Regions from separate parts of the Mus musculus genome. Here region 2 is linked to region 1. The links are chromatin loops, found by intact Hi-C in ENCODE. Cell type or tissue: heart. All regions are shown on one strand.

Region 1 (8,000 bases):
CCAAGAAATTTCCAGCAATTCTCATTCTTTTTATAAGTGTCAATGTATTGGTTGCCATGTGAAGTACAGAAATGAAAATGTCTGTTCTTATGGCAGATAATCAAAGATGGAGGGACACAAGCCCTTGCATGGAAGCTGTTGCAATTGATGAGCACTTGGAAGAAGCAGGAGGCACCACACACTCCTTGGTTAACTAACCCTTGGCTAACCTGCATTTTTCTCAAAACAATGTATCAGAATTAATTTGCCATGTATACCATTAAGCTCCAGACATCTTAGCTGTTATCTCAAAAAAAAAATAGAATAATAAGATTAGATTGAAATTTAGCATGAAACACCTTAAAATAGCGAACAAAAGCAGATAGACCGTCTGTCATAATAAGCCATTTATTTTATTATTTTGCAACCCAGGGCTCCTGTAGCCCTCCATATGCTAGCTGGGCTAAGAACACAATAGTGAAGCAAGCTAGGTTATACCCACCTGGCCTTGGTTCCCATAGCCCAGAGAGAAGCCCTGGTATTCTGACTCTTTTAACATAATGTTGCCTTGGGTTCCCTTGCTGCTGTTTCCTCCCTTCAGGGAGGTATGACTCCCTTGAGCACGAGTTGATAGACAATCTGGCCAGTAGGATTAGCTAAGTCAAATCTTGCCCTGCTCCTCCCATGTAAGATAATCTGTAAAGAACTGCTTACGAATCATAATGTAGCAGTTTCATACTAAGTTTGCAGCTGTTTCCTTAATTTCCTACACAATTATATTTTACTGTTATTTTGCATAACAGTAAAACACAACACCTGCTTCAAATTGCAGTCCTGTTCTGAGTGCTGTAATTCTCTTTTGAGACACAAAGTACCGAGACACAACTGAAGCACGGAGCTGCGTAATTGCGTGGTACTGAAAAGTAAACACAAATGAAGACATCTTCCTGTTACAGAAATGACTGTCATTAAAAAGAATGTTAGCCATCAAAGCGCAGAGGGGGAAAAATAGGCATTTTCAGAATACAAGAACTTAGTGTTTGCATAAATTAGGGAGTGGTATAAAAACTACTTGGCGATTCTTATTTTCCTTCCATCAATGTCTATTGTGTGAGATACAGAACATTTCAGAAGCAACAGAAAACCAAATTCATGTCTAGACCAATGTGACCTCAGAGTAAGTTTCTGTACCCCTTGCCAGAAAGAATTTAAATGGGAAGAAAACTTACTAATTAAACTAAAAGAGTGTAGGCCAGAAATAAAATAGTCATATTGAGTATTTACAGTGACTTGAAGTGGCTAGAGGGAGACCCTCTTAAGCCGTCTCGATTGAAGCCAAAAAGAAGCGGAACTTAGATGCCGGATTCACACTTCTAAGTAGTCCTGGCTATCCTGAAGTTAGCCTGTAGATTTTCATTTTCTGTCAGGAAACACCTACCTACCTCTTTGCTACTCTGCCCCAGCAAGGTAAACAATCTCTCTCCACTAGCAAGCCCAGACGTCTGTGATTCTGAAGGGCTAAATGGGTGGCTAGCACCTCATTTGAATTCATCTTTGCCTTGTTCCCTTTCAAATGTTTTATCGAAACAGTGCACCTGCCGGGTCTATCTTCTTTAATCTGGAGTCCTTTGAAGGAAATGTCAGACCGAGGCAGAGAGCTTCAAAACTTTCATAGCACCTTTACAGACAAGTCAAGAAAAGGCTTATTTTTTAAAATGCTATGTTCAATTCCGTCCATGTACCAAAATGAACATATCCTAAGACTGGTGTGTGTGTGTGTGTGTGTGTGTGTGTGTGTGTGTGTGTGCGCGCGCACGAGTGTGATTGGGAGGACAAGGGATAGAGGAAGGATCTCCGTGACAAAGCCATGAGCTAAACCACGTCACTTTAATGAGATATGGGGGAAAGCCTGAAAGATGGAAGGACTTCACCTTAACCTTCGAAGATGCTGCACCACCCTGCTTCAAATATTCAGGCTATAACCACCCCCTCCCAACTACATCTTCTCACAACAGTTAAAGGGAGAAGCCTTCTTCTTTTAATTTTATACTTCAATGCATTTTATCCACAAACAAAGGCACCCAGTACAAGATGCCAAAATGCCTAAAGAAAAATCTAAACAGGACTGTCACTGCCAAGCATTCATGCTGGTGTTAGAGTTTCTGTTAAAAAAAAAAAAAAAAAAGAAGAAGAAAGAAAGAAAGAAAACCCACGTGAGCACATTGAGCATTTCCTAGACAGCAGTCACTCTGTCCCTTAAGCTGAAATTTTCTTTTCCAGGAACCCACTTGGAAAACCTCTTAAAGTCTGCTGGCAAGGAGGGGATTAAACACTGAAGGCTTAAATAACTGTCTCCACCTCCTAGACACCAGAAGTCCGATTTACCTCAACTTTCAAAGCAACCATTTCTGACCTCTGTACTCGCGTGCTGCCTACGCCAAACCCAGAAGAAATGAGCCCTGGATTTCGCTTTCCTTGTTTAAATAATGGTGCTCATTTGAGTTAGGAAGATAGCCACCTCACTTACTGGGTGGAGGGACTTTGGAGTTCGCTCCTGATCCAACCCCGCCAAAATTCATTCTCTCCTCCCTCTGTCTCGCGGATCGAGAACCTTAACTCACGCCCCTACTCTTTTATGCCCATTTCCAGTTACTCATCTCCGCATGCGGGAGCGATGCCCACACGCTGTCCAAACCGTGGCTGCACCGCTTCTTTATTTTTCTGGAAATGCTAAAAAAGTTCCACGTGCCTCTGTCCACTAAGCTCCCTCCCTTCCCTTCACACTTACACCTGAACTTGTCTCCAGCACTGCTGACACCCAGCTGGCACATTCTTTCGGAGAGGGAGGGCACGACTTTTCTCCTGAGCCTCTGACAAAGCGTGGGGTCTATATATGGTGGGGCGAGGGGGGACGCAGAATTCTCTACTTTGGATTGGTTTGTTTGTTTTAAATCTAGGGTGGGCAGATGAGGTGGGGGGCTGCAGCTACTACACACATACACGCGCGCGCGCGCGCGCACACACACACACACACACACACACACACATGCCCTGCTCTGTCAACAGCTCCCGTTGCCTGGTCCTGGCCACAACTCCCTCCTCTTTCCGTAGACGCTGAGTACCCGCTGGGCACCGCCACTGCCGGCGGTGGAGGCAGCACGAAGGACAGTAGACTTTCTCCCCCAGGGTCGGTTAAGCATTTTCCCCCACCTTCCTCTCTCCCAGCGGGACACCGACTGAAGACCGCCGTAGAAAACGGGCTCTGACGTCGCTGCCATCCTCGGTGGGGCATCTTAACCCCAGGTCTGGGACGGAAGCCTCCGAAGCGCACTGGCATCTCCGAGCATACAGACCAGAGCCCGAGTCCGTACCCTAAGCAGCTGCCTCTTTGCTCTGAGTCCCGGAGCTGCCAGGCTCCTCCCGGGAACAGTTGGGAAGGGAAGAGATCCAGCCAGCCATCGGGCTGGAGGAGAATGTGGAGGCCACCGCCTTGCCCCCTCTTTGGAAGTCTTTCCCTTCCAGTTAAAGTTGTGTGTTTTTCCCAGCCTGACCTGTTAGTGTCTTTACCATCACAAATCAATTACACATTTTTCATGACCCGCATTCACTCTTAATTCCGGGTGTGTTGTGGGGTGCGCTATAAATCAACCCCACTGCTTATCTTTCCGTGCTCTTTTCTTGCTGGGGGATTTCAATGCCCTCTCGAACCTCTAGGTTAAAAAAAAAAAAATGCTCCCTTCACCTCCTAGGCCGCAAAAGCCCGAAATTCAAAAGATTTTAAAAGAGAATCTTGCCACATGTAAATGTAAATAGGGTTGGGGGGTAAAGGGGGAGATCCACACAACTACTGCTTAGGTAGAAAAGAAACTGGGCGGCTACGGTTACTTTTCCACGCTGCCGTACCCCGCCTCCCAGCCCTCTCGCTCGGCAGGCAGCAATCGCCGAGACCGGAGAGTAAGGTCCGGGCGCGGGGGCTGGCGGAGAGCTCCGCGCTGGAGCGCTGCGCGCGCGGGCGGCCGGAGCACAAAGCTGCACCGAGCCGTCCGGCCACTGCACCTGGCCCCGGGCCGCCGCGGGCGCACAGGGCTCGGGCCAACACAATGCACCCGGGCCTAGGCCGGGGCAGCTGCGGCGCACGACCCTGGGACTTTCTAGTAAACAGATCTCGGACTCCCGGGCCCCACCCCCATCCCTTGCCCCGGGGCTTTGCCGCAGGCTTTCGCGGACAACCCCCTCCCCCTGCCGCCACCACCTTCCTGAGAAACCCGGCGGAGGAGGGGGCAGGGAGGTGGGGACCCCGAGAGGTCCGTGGCCGAGGGCTGGGGGGAAGGGAGAACAGGGGGCGAGATGGGGAGTGGGAAGAAGGACAGCTACGTAAAGAAATTCGCTCTCGCTTGTTGGGGGCTTCGGGGGAGACAAATCTGCTCTCCCCGGGTCCTCGAGTGTTCAGTCGGCCAACCTCAGGGTCGGCGGGGCCGCCGCGCTCCGCAGCCCCCGCGCCCTCGCACGCGCCTCTGACAAGGCACCTCTCACCCGGGCTCCGCTTTGTGTGTGCATTTTTTTTTCCCCTTCCTCTCGCGCCCGGCACCGGCCGCCTCCTCCCCCCTCCCCCGCCCTCCGCCTCCCTTCCCCGGGCGGATTACCTTTCCCGGGCTGCGCTCCGGGTCCCCGGGATGCCTTCAGCGCCCGGTGTGCGGGCGAGCCATCGCCAAGCAACCCGAGCCGGCTTGGAGCAGCGCTGGGGGCGGCAGGGGCGAGGGGCGCGGGCGGGCCAGAACCTTCGACCCCGGAGGTCCCCGCCGCCGATCCAGGGCCTGGGAGGGCAGCACAGGGGCGCGGTGCGAGCGGGACGCGGGGTCGCTGCGTGGGGAGGTGGAGAGGACCGGAGCAGCCTCGATCTGGGAAGAGAAGGAGCGAGGGGGCGAGGAGAGGCAGCGAGGGCGCGGCGAGCGAAGGGAGCGCGAGCGGTGCAGTGACAGGGACTGCCACTGGGGTCAAAGGAGCACAGCTCCAGGAAGCAGGGCCGCCCAGGCGCCGCTTGCTGTGAGCTCCCCGCTGGGACCCCGCGCCCTGCACGCCCCTGCCGTAGTTCCGGCCCACTCGAACCCCCCACCCACGCCCCGAGGCCGCGGGGTTTCCAGGAGAGGAGGGAGAGCGGAGGGCGAGGCCCGCAGGCTGCTGGTGCTCCCTGGGTCAAGCAGGCGGCAGGAAGCTGAGCTGCAAGTTCACCATCGTGTGTGATCAGCGTTAAAATGATAGGGGTCGGGGAGATGGGGGCGGGCCACTGAGCGCCAGGAAAATAAGGGAGCCCCCCAGATGGTCGTCTTCTGCAAAGAGAACACCAAGCCCCCGCCCCCCACTCATGAACCTGCCAGGCTCTGTCAGAGGTCCTGGCACAGCTCCAAAGCGCAGAACTCGCTGCAGGGGCAGGAGGAGCGACTGGGGCACTAAGATCTCACAAGAGGGGCGACCCCAGGGTCCCTCCACACTGCTGAACTGAGACTTTCCTATGGGGTATCAAGGCTTCCCTCTCCTAAACCCTCTCATAGAGCCAGAGGCACACACACCCCACTTTGGCTCTGTAATGTTGTTCCTGAGAAAGAAAAGGCCAACCCAGCTGGTGTTTTTTCACCTTCAAGAATTAAGACAGGTTCAGGATAAGAAGGTGAAGTCAGGCAAAGGCTTTAATTGTTTCCGCACCCACACCCCCGCGCCCCTTTGAATCACATTCTCCCTTTCCCAAAGACACGCTCTTCAAATAAATAAATAAATAAATAAATCGAAGTTACTCCAATTTTCTCTGCTACTTTGGAAACCTGGCGGGGAAGGGGAGCGGAACACTAGGATTTGTATGCAAAAGGAGGGCGGGGTAAGGATAGGAAAAGCCGCTGAAATGGTGGGACAGACGGCTTTTTAGAAAACTTGGTTGGCACGGCTGTCTGAAAGATGAGGTGGCCCTGTGATGTTATGCCACTGTCAGAGCCGAAGGATTTGGACGGCGACCAGATCTAATTCCTTTCTAGGAGTCAGATTCAAAAAAAAAAAAAAAAAAAAAAAAAAAAAAAGAAGAAGAAGAAGAAAGAAGAAAAGAAAAGAAAATCTGCATTCTCCGAAGGGAACACCAATGTATGTGCACGAGAGTGAAACCTGTGCTTTGTATACTACATGACAACTGACTAGACGTCCTGGCTGAAATTATATCCCCTAAAATTAAAAAGGAGCCGTTTCAACCTGGCCTGTAGCCTCTGTGCTGAGACTAATTGGTTTCCAAGGTCTGGAAAGGAAGGGAGAGAGGCAGAAGGAGCCCCTTATTTAAAGAAAAAAAAAAAAAAGATCAAACGGAATTCGCTTGAAAATATTTCCCTTTTACAATGGACTTTCCTGACACTTGAATTTTAAGTAGTCCATCTCTTCTGCTCAGGATGCAGAAATGAAGGGGAAATGGGCTTACTGATGTACTTTCATTGTATAGTGTGCCCAGAGTGTCAGTGCTTGCCTGATGGGCTGAGGGGAAAGGACAGTGCCTTCTCTGGCCAAGCACAAATCACAGCAAGTGACACTGACATTAAAGGATGCCAAAGATGAGGTGAAGGGGCAGTTTCATATTTTGCTGTCTTTTGGTTTTCAGCCCAACCATGAACACTGACTAGAAACTTGTTCTTTTAAGTTATTAGATTTTGTCTCCCAGAAGAGTTAGCAATACACTCCTCTTTTGTAAACAGTTTGAATTTTAAGACTAATTAGACTGATTTGATCAGTCTAATATCACTGTGCACTAACCCCCCCCCCCCACACACACACACACTGAATCGTTACTTGAAACAGTCATACTAATTTAATATGGTTTGAGATCTAAATATGGGCACACTGACTATAAATAACAATGTGCTCTGTTTTACAGGCACATTTTAAAGGATATTTAATGTGATTAAAAATCAAGTGTGTGGTTCTTTACAAAGTTGGTGGGAATTTGTATCATTTTTTGAGTAGGAGAAACTGAGGAAAATAATATTTAAAACAAAATTTCAATATAAGAAGAAAACCAAACTTACTGGGTCCCTGCTTATAAATAATTAATTATCCAGCAATGACCAACTTGTACCTGGGTTGATAAGTTTTATTTCCATTAGGCTGTTAAAGCCAAACTTGTTCAAACAAAACCAAAAAAAAACTGGAGAAATGTAAATGAATTTAAGCAGTAAGTCAGGAACAAGAGGAAGTCACTTTTCAAATAATTTTCAGTAAGTGGATTTGAACTCCCAAATTGAGATATTATCCACAAGTAGAGGTACATACTCTAAAAGCTTACTTTCAAAATGATCGGATGCAGACCACATGCATTTCCTGATACTCACTGTAAATCCCTGCAAATATCTCCTCAGAATACATTTAGGGAAGAAAATGAGGGAGACTGGCAGAAGTTTAGATAGAAGCTTAGAAGCAAATGACGCTTCCCCTAAATGTTCAGTGCTTTGTTGGAATTCACGCTCAGCCTCCTGTAAGAGAGACTCCTGGAACAGAGCACACTAAAGCCAAGGTTAGTCCTACAACTCTTTAAAGGAATACAATCATTAACTCTCTTTGGATAATGAAATTATGTGAATCTCATGAAAAAAAAAAAACCACACAGCTATGTATGTTCCTTTTGTCTTCAACCTGTTCAAGTTTTTTATAATTATTTTCCATCAAAATTTGAGGTATCACTAGAAATGAGAGTGGCTAGTAGCACTACCACTAAGATATGATAAAAAATACTCAACAACAAACTACTTTTTAAACTCCTGAATCCTGATGGTCCTCACTTTTAAAAATAGTTTTGTGTGTATTTATTGTACCTCCTGCTCAAGGTTGTCCATCTATGCCTTATATTCCTCTCTATCCCTCACACAAATGTACAGTGCACACATAAGACACTTGGACATGGTTGTTAAATGACCACATGAATCAACAGATGAAAAAGCAAAGGACGGAGCGCATCAGTGAGAAAGTCAAATGAACAATGAAGAAAAATCCATGCCAGG
Region 2 (8,000 bases), 110 kb before region 1:
GTGTTTCTGGATAAAAAGTATTTGAAAAATATGGTCATTAAAACCCAAACAAGCAAGACATTTAGAGTCTGTAATTCTGAACAAACTGGGTTGGACTGCCATGTTTAATACTCTGCACATTTGAGCACAGCAACACTGAGAGTGTGCATAACAGTATGGCATATACTTTGGGTACATGTATAAGCTTCAACATTTTTACTTTACACATTGCAAAAAACAGTTACTAGGAACACCAGCCTGTGTTTTCTCCCAATCCTTTATTCTAGGAAAGCCTTTGTGTTCATCTGCCTCGGGAGTGTTTACACACAATGGTTTAAACAGAAGTTTCTAGAAACGCTGCTACCTTTTCCTTGTCTAGGTTTTGCTTTCTCTCAAGGCAAAAAGCTTGATGGATGTTGGGACAGGGAGCAAGGAGAGCGCCTCAGCAGGCTGGATGGGGATGAAGGCTGTCTACAGCCTCAAGACAGAGGTGAGAGCTTTCTGCAGGAAATGCCAGGGCTGTGGAGAAGTGAGCGTCCAGGTGGAATTCCCTGCAAGGGGCAGCTTCCTGAGCAGTAACAAGCTCTCAGCAGAAGCAGCTGTGGCACGTCTCACAAGGAAGCCAAAGCCTGTTCTCGGGGACCCTAAGGCAAGGTCAGAGAAAAGAGGCATGTCCTGCTATGGAGGGCCTGACTGATCCCCAACATGGTATGTTCCAAACAGACTGTGTAAAAGGCCCTGACCAGAGATCTGTAATCAGGAGCCGAGACCCATTACTTCTCAAGTCAAGGGTCAAGGGCTCAGACTGAAATATGCTTCAACTCTAAAAAAACAAACAAACATCCCAGTGTGTAAATACTCAAATCTGTGAGTCACACTAGCATAACACCCACACCTGCTATCCATGTTTAAATGTTTAAAAATGCAAGTTGCTGCTGCAGAATTATTGCGCACGCCTTGGGCTTTCATCAAGCCATGCAGCTGTGGCAAATTTTTGGCTAGGTTAAGAGGAGGTTAGATACATCTCCATCCCTTACCTCTGAGAGAGACTCACTGGAGCTATGACAGAATTGAGGTGAGATGGTGCAGATGCTCTTCAGAGGTGAGTTAGAACTGACCAACAACCTGTGCCCTCCAGAGTTCCCCAACCAGCCCTCACTGAAGTCAAAAGGACGCATGTGCTACCACAGTGTCTCCAGCTTGTGCACTGAAGTGCTAGAACCGTGACTCATTTGCCACATCTGCATAACACCTGGCCTATGTTTACTAAATATTTCTCTAATCCAGACTTGGTTTTATTACTTAAATAAATTTATCCTCACCCTAAACGGCAATATCCATGAAATTACAAGTCCTGCACACACCCATACACTTTTCAGCAGGCATGTAAAAATGCCAAATTACCGAAAGAAGTGTGCAACCAGGCACGGCCTAAGATTATGTCACACTCACTACCGGCACACTTGCTACAGCTCGGGAAACCCTGCACTGCACAATGGTGGCACTAGATGTTCTTCTGATTCCATTTTCTTTCTTTCTTTTCCTTTCTTTTTTTTTTTTTCTTAACCCACTTCTCTTCGATTTATGCTAAATTAAATGAAAACTAGCAAAGCGTGCTGAAAACGTTGGGTAGTACAGTGAGCCCTGTGGTTTTCTCCAGGAAGGGCTGCTCTTTCACCCCTTTGTCTAGGAGTGTATCGGCAAAGTCTTGCTTCATCAGACTCAGCCTACTTGATCCTCCAGTGATTCCATTTTCTTTCTCCTGGCTTCTAAACTGTGATTACTTACCAGTGACAATGGGTTTGAATATAAAACGTTATTCAAAGAAGGAGGAAGCTAAGCGAGAGTAGGAGAACACGAAGAAGTAACATAAAAGAAAGAAGGGTGGAGGTCATAAAGAGAAGGACAAGACGCCCAGACAAAATATCCAAACAGAAATGCTAGCAGCAGAGGGAATGCTGCGTTTGCACATGTTTGAGCAATGTAACCACACCAGGAAATCTACTCATCAAAAGGATGGTTACCTGGAGAATGGCGACATTACCTTCAGCAATTACATAATGGTAGCACAGACCTGGAAATAGGGAGCATGGCGCTCTGCTTCCCCAGGGTCCTTGCATCGCACTGATATGCAGTTGTGGCTTTTTGCCCCTATAGACATACAGCCCTGGACTTGGGGACCCTCCTTCTTAAGGGGGTCCCTCCCTCTTCTTCCTTCCTTACCCTTCTTATCATCTCAGGAAGAAATTCCTGCAAAGCTCTTCCTTTGGTCACTGATATCTCTGGGAACCAAACCCATTAAGATATTTTTGATCCTTACTCATGCTATTTTGAATGTCTGGGTCACAGGAAGGAACCGATAAAAATAGAATTACAATGCCCCTACTGCCGAAGCGGCAAGGAAGTGATTAGGATTGATGTCTGAATAAATATACACTAGCAGCTCCTGCACGTGATTGGCCTTTGGTCGGACCAAAAGAAGCGTAGGTCTTAGTGACCGCACATGTGTGCATTTGTTTCGCATGTCCCGTGTGCCTTTTTCTTAAGAGAAGACCCCCTCTTTTTAAAAAGATTAAGAATATACTAATGACCGTTCAGTGGTTAAGAGAACTTGTTCTTGCAAATGACTTAAGTTCAATTCCAAGCACCCATGTGGTGGGTCACAAAATCATTTGTAACTCCAGTTCCAGGGAAGCTGATGCCTTCTTCTGACTTCTATGGGCACTAGGCACACCCTTGTAATGTACATGTGAGCAAACCACTCATACATATAAAATAGATATGTAAAAAATAGTATAAAATGATGATAGTGATATAAAATGATGATCAATGTTCATTGAACACAGACTGACAAGTAAGGAACTTGAAAGTTGGTATGTACAAACTCATCCAGTGTCCAGAGCCAACAATCTAATGGGGGATAAATGGATACTATCCTCCTCCTCTTTTTCTTTCTCTCTTTCTTTCTTTCTTTCTTTCTTTCTTTCTTTCTTTCTTTCTTTCTTTCTTTCTTTCTTTCTCTCTCTCTCTCTCTCTCTCTCTTTCTTTCTTTCTCTCTTTCTTTCCTTTCTTTCTTTCTTTAAATAAAAAAAGCAAGTCAGAATCAGAGATGTAACTGCCATACAATAGACAGATACAAGTTAATCCCGCCTCTCCTGATAGGGTTAATATCATGGGGATTAATTAGTTTCTTTGACTCTAGCCTCCAACTGCAGTGCTAGAGGTGCTTAAGAAGGGGTGGCTACCAAGATGAAATGGAAAGGCAAGTCTAGTCCTTCCCCGGGCTTGGGCTTGCAGCACTGTAAACTTCCAAGTTCAAGGTGTTGCCAGCACAGATGCCATTATCTCCACAATGGCTCCTCCTTCCACACTTTCCATTGATCAGTAGACCATCCCCACTGAACATATGAACCTGACAGTATTAAACAGACAAACTTCTAAGAAAAGAGTATGCGCTAACCCCAGGATTTCCTTCTGTGTCTGGGAAGGTGCCCAGAGAAGCCTATGTATGGACAACACTCTCAGCCTACCTTGAACCACGTCCGTCAAGTAACACCAAATACACTGTCTGCAGCCACGTCAGCTCAAAGAGTCGTGCCTGCTCGTGTGAGAATATGCTGGCTCTCTCTGCACCTGAATTCTTTTATCCATCTCTTGTCATCATTCTATCCACTTTTAGTTTAGCATATTCTCTTATGCTTTTTAAATTATCATTTCACACTTAAAATTATGAAAGGATGGTCCACCATGACAGTGGACAGCCATGTAGACAGTTCATGATAAACAAGAGGCCATGATCCCATTTCTTTAGTCCTTTTCTCTCTGCCTTTTATTTTCCCTATTATTAATTTGCAGGGCTCTGGATCAAACCCAGGGCTTGTGTGCAGATGAGCATTCTATCAGTAACTCTGAAAAACTTCTTCCTTCACATTATCTGAGAGCCTACCGGCCCAGCATGGTCTTTCAAGCAAGCAAACTCCTTTAATAAGCACCAAACACTATCTGGAAAGTAGACATTCAATGTCTTCCTGTCACCCATAGACTTAACTCCCTGGTCCCTGTGCTCTTTGGAGCCACACCAACCGCCTCCCTTTCCTTCCACCTGAGGGCCTAATGTCTTATTTACACTGCCAGGTTCCTCTTACTCCTCATTAGCCATGTGCCCTGCAGCCCAGGACAATGGCTGCCTCTCTCTGGCTTTCTCCACCTCTTCTGCCTTCTCTTCTTTCATCATACACATTTAGGTTTCCAGTCTCTAAGATTCTCCATAAGTTAATGTCAGAGAGAAACTTTAAATGTGCTACCTATCTACAGAAGGTGTCCAGTTGCAGCCTGAGTAAATAAACATCTTTCACAACAGGCACCTTTCGAAAACCATCACCAGTACATTATCAAGTGGCAAGAATCACTTCATGCAAGTCAGCAGGACAGAAGTTCAAGTTCTCACCTGCTTTGAGCCCACAAGTCCTAAATCTCTCATTGTTAATATCTCAGCCTATCTCAAGTAAAGTAAAAACCTTAGTCCTACTACTGCAGATAACTGCAGTACTCCCACTTGCTATCCTGGCCTCCTTTCCTTCCTCAATACCCTCGTGTTAGTATGCACTGAATCTAGCATTCTTCCAAAAGGAAAAAAACAAAACAAAACAAAACAAAACAACAACAACAAAACCACGTTTCCCCAGAAGCACAGGATGCAATCCAGACAATTTCACAAAGCACTCTGACCCTGACAGCCAGCTCTTAGTCCACCACACACTGAGTTCTAGGGCCAGGCAATTGCCTACACATTCTAAGCTCTTAGCTCCTACTAGCACTGCTCTTGTCTGTGGACACACCTGAGAGATCCTCTTCCCGGTTCTTCCCAGTCTCCCTGACGCATCTCCTTCCCCACCCAAACCAGACCAGCTGCTCCCAGTGTCTGTCTCCAAAGCAATCTTACAAAATTAGCTCTTACTTCATTTGCTTATCTCCCCCTCTTTACTAAGTGTCTTACAAGGTCCCCCAGGGTCAGTGACTTGCTTCGTTCATGCCCGTGTCTCCAGCACATAGGGTTGTGTTTGACACTGCATGGAACAGGCTCTCCATAGCTAACAGCTAAATTAACCTCCGAATAAAACTCTAAACAGTGCAAGGGTACGTTTCTACCACCGAGACAGCTTCAGAAGGCTGTCTTTGGGCTGTTTATCTTTTCTCACTGGCTCTCTTTTCCTCCTAAATCCACCTGCCATGGCTTTCCGAAGGACAACAAACCCGTTTATAACATGCAACCAACAAGTTTTCTTTCAAGTTTGATAGGGCCACAGTATGAATCTTCTTAACCCTCCTTTTGAACTGTACTTGGCATACGTCTGCAGAATATGTTTAGCTTGTTTCTCTTCCATGAATGCTTGTATACATTATGCATGCATGTGCCCCATGCCCACAAAGGCCAGGAGAGTGTTGGAGTCTCTGGAGCCTGAGTTGCAGATAGTTGTGAGCCACCACATAGATGCTGGGAACTAGCTAGATCTGGCTTCTCTGCCAGAACAGTAGCTGCTCTTAAAGGCAGAGTCATCTCTATAGTCTCAAGAAATGGTTCTCGAGGGGTGGGTCTGCAAGGCTCAAAAACCAATACGTATGGGATCCAGAACTTGAGTCTAGAATCTAAGAGTTTTAAATCATGAATAGGGTTGAATTTAAAAGATTTTTTTCTTCACCTACTGAGCGAGGAGGAAACTCAGATGCATTTTCTCCCTTATTGTGTATTTTTATTTTATGTGCAATGATGTTTTGCCTGCATGTGTGTTTGTGTGACAATGTCACATCCCCAGGAACTAGAGTTACAGATAGCTGTCAGCTGCCACGTAGGTGCTGAGAATTGAACCTGGGTCCTCTTGAAGAGCAGCCAGTGCTCTTAACCACTGAGCAATCTCTTTAGTCCTTTATTGCTAATGGAAGCAATTAGACTGACTGATTTATTCTTCCTTCCTTCCTTCCTTCCTTCCTTCCTTCCTTCCTTCCTTCCTTCCTTCCTTTATCCCCTCCCTTCCTCCCTCCCTCTGTACCCCTCCTTCTGTCTTTCATTGCTGACTCCCTCCCAACCTCTTCCCTTCTTTTTCCCCTCCTCCCTTCCAAATCCTTCCAAATGGTACACCCAGACTCTTTTCCTGGGATAAATTAAAGCTAGACTAGTATGTTAGGAATTTTTTTTTGTTCTTTGTTTTGTTTTGCATGTTTTTGGATTTGATCTGTGAGTGTTTTATATAGTATCTTAGTGTCTGCTCATGGTGTAACATAGTTTCCTATAAGTTTTGTTCTCTTTCTTAGATGGTATGTTGACTATAAAGTAAGATGGGAAGTGGTCTTTCTTCTAAATAGTTGATGAAATTCATCATTAAAGATACTGTGACTTACTTTTCATAATAAAAGGTTTTGAAGTGAAATCAGTTTAATTATTATATCGAGACACTCAAATTTTGTATTTTATTTTGTGCACATCCTTTTTCCTTTTTAGTATTTTTTAAAGAAAGTTGTGCACTTACTGTAAGTTTCAAATTTTGTCAGCATAAAGTTGCTCATGAACCCCTCTTATCTTTTCAGAGTTCCAAAGCTTTGTAGTGAGAACTCCTTTCCATTCCTCATACTAATGGTTTATAGTCTTGATCAGTAAGGGCTCATCAGTTTGATTTTTTTTTTTTCAAATAACAAGTTTTAATTCTGTTACATTCTGTTTCATTGATTTCTCTTAATTTTATTCATTTCAGTTTCTTCCATGTCTTCATTTTGGATCTTGCTTGCTCTATCTTTTGGGGGGTAGAGCAGCCTTAAGTAATTGGTTTTCGTCCGTGTTTCATACTACAGAGATTAAAAACTTCAATGTAGAGAAAGGGGGAAAGGGAACCCTTATAGATTGTTAGTAGAAGTGTAAACTACTCAAACCTGTGTCAAAATCAGGTTGGGGGTTGCTCAACAAATTAAAAGTAGTTCTTCCCTATGACTGGGTTACATCACTCCTAGGTATTTACCTTAAGAATTCCTACTCACTGTATCACAGAGATAATTATACGTCAATGCTTAGTTGCAGTATTATTCATAACAGCTAATTTATGAAACTAACCTAGGCGTCCATCAACAGTGGAACATGAAAAATGTGGTTTATATACACGATAAGATATAATTCAGCCATTAAGAATAATAAAATTATATTGTTTGAATGAAAAGTGGATGTAAATGGAGATTATTATATTTAGTGAATTAAGTTGGTCTCAGAAAAATGAACATTGTCTTTTGCTCTCACTTGTGGATCTTAGATTTTATATATATATATATATAATCATGAACATAGAAGCAAGGGCTAGCAGGATGGCTCAGCAGGTAAAGGTACTTGTAATAAGCTTGGTAACCTAAATTCAATCCCTAGAGCCCATGTAGGGCTGAAGGAAAGAGCAGACTCCAGAGTTTCTCTGATCTCCATATATAGTCCATGGCACATATACCCCCTACATACATTATGCCCTTATGTACACACACACACACACACACACACACACACACACCAAAATAAATAATTACAATAATAATAAATTCAAATTTAAAGTGAAGGTAGAAACAAAACTACCTAGAGGAAGAAAGAGGGCAAGTGAAAGGGCAGGAGAAGAACAGAGACTGAGAGGTATATGGGGAAATAAGCTTGTGGTGGTTTGAATGAGAATGGACCTCAAAGGTTCTTATGTTTGAATATGTAGTCCCCTGTTGGCAGAACTGTTTGGAAAGGGTCAGGAGATGTGGCCTTGTTGAAGGATGTGTCACAGTGGGTGGGATCTGAGGTTTCAAAAGCCTAAGTCATTCCCAGTGTGCTCTCTGCATCCTGCTTATGGATTAAGATGTGAGCTCTCAGCTGTCCCTGCTGCATGCCTTTGCTCTGCCATCATGGACTCGAACCCACTGAAACTGTTAGCCCAATTAAATGCTCTTTTTTATAAGTTGCCTTGGTCATGGTTGTTAGCATTCTGTCTAAGTTCCACCACACAGTTACCTGG

Evidence for each region. Peaks named below come from ENCODE experiments on the same cell type or tissue, not always from the same donor. Only the 100,000 strongest peaks of a DNase experiment are listed, where the experiment ranks them.
Region 2: it touches region 1 in a loop (2.0-fold over the local background); 2 of 42 quality-filtered maps call a loop at or near these places.

Annotation. Positions count from the first base shown.
Region 1 is chr2:106,690,444-106,698,443 of GRCm38, reverse strand. Mpped2 (metallophosphoesterase domain containing 2) reads right to left here and starts at 5,263. Exons shown (of 7, transcript NM_001143683.2): 1 at 4,623-5,263. In heart, a CTCF peak has its summit at 4,972; DNase peaks (open chromatin) are centred at 4,143, 4,613 and 5,073; H3K4me3 peaks cover 6,157 bases; H3K27ac peaks cover 5,609 bases.
Region 2 is chr2:106,803,058-106,811,057 of GRCm38, reverse strand. The region is part of intron 4 of Mpped2 (metallophosphoesterase domain containing 2); the gene reads right to left. It also overlaps Gm22813. Among named protein-coding and RNA genes, the nearest start is that of C130023O10Rik, 11 kb to the left of the region's middle. In heart, no CTCF peak of the experiment used is centred here; no DNase peak of the experiment used is centred here.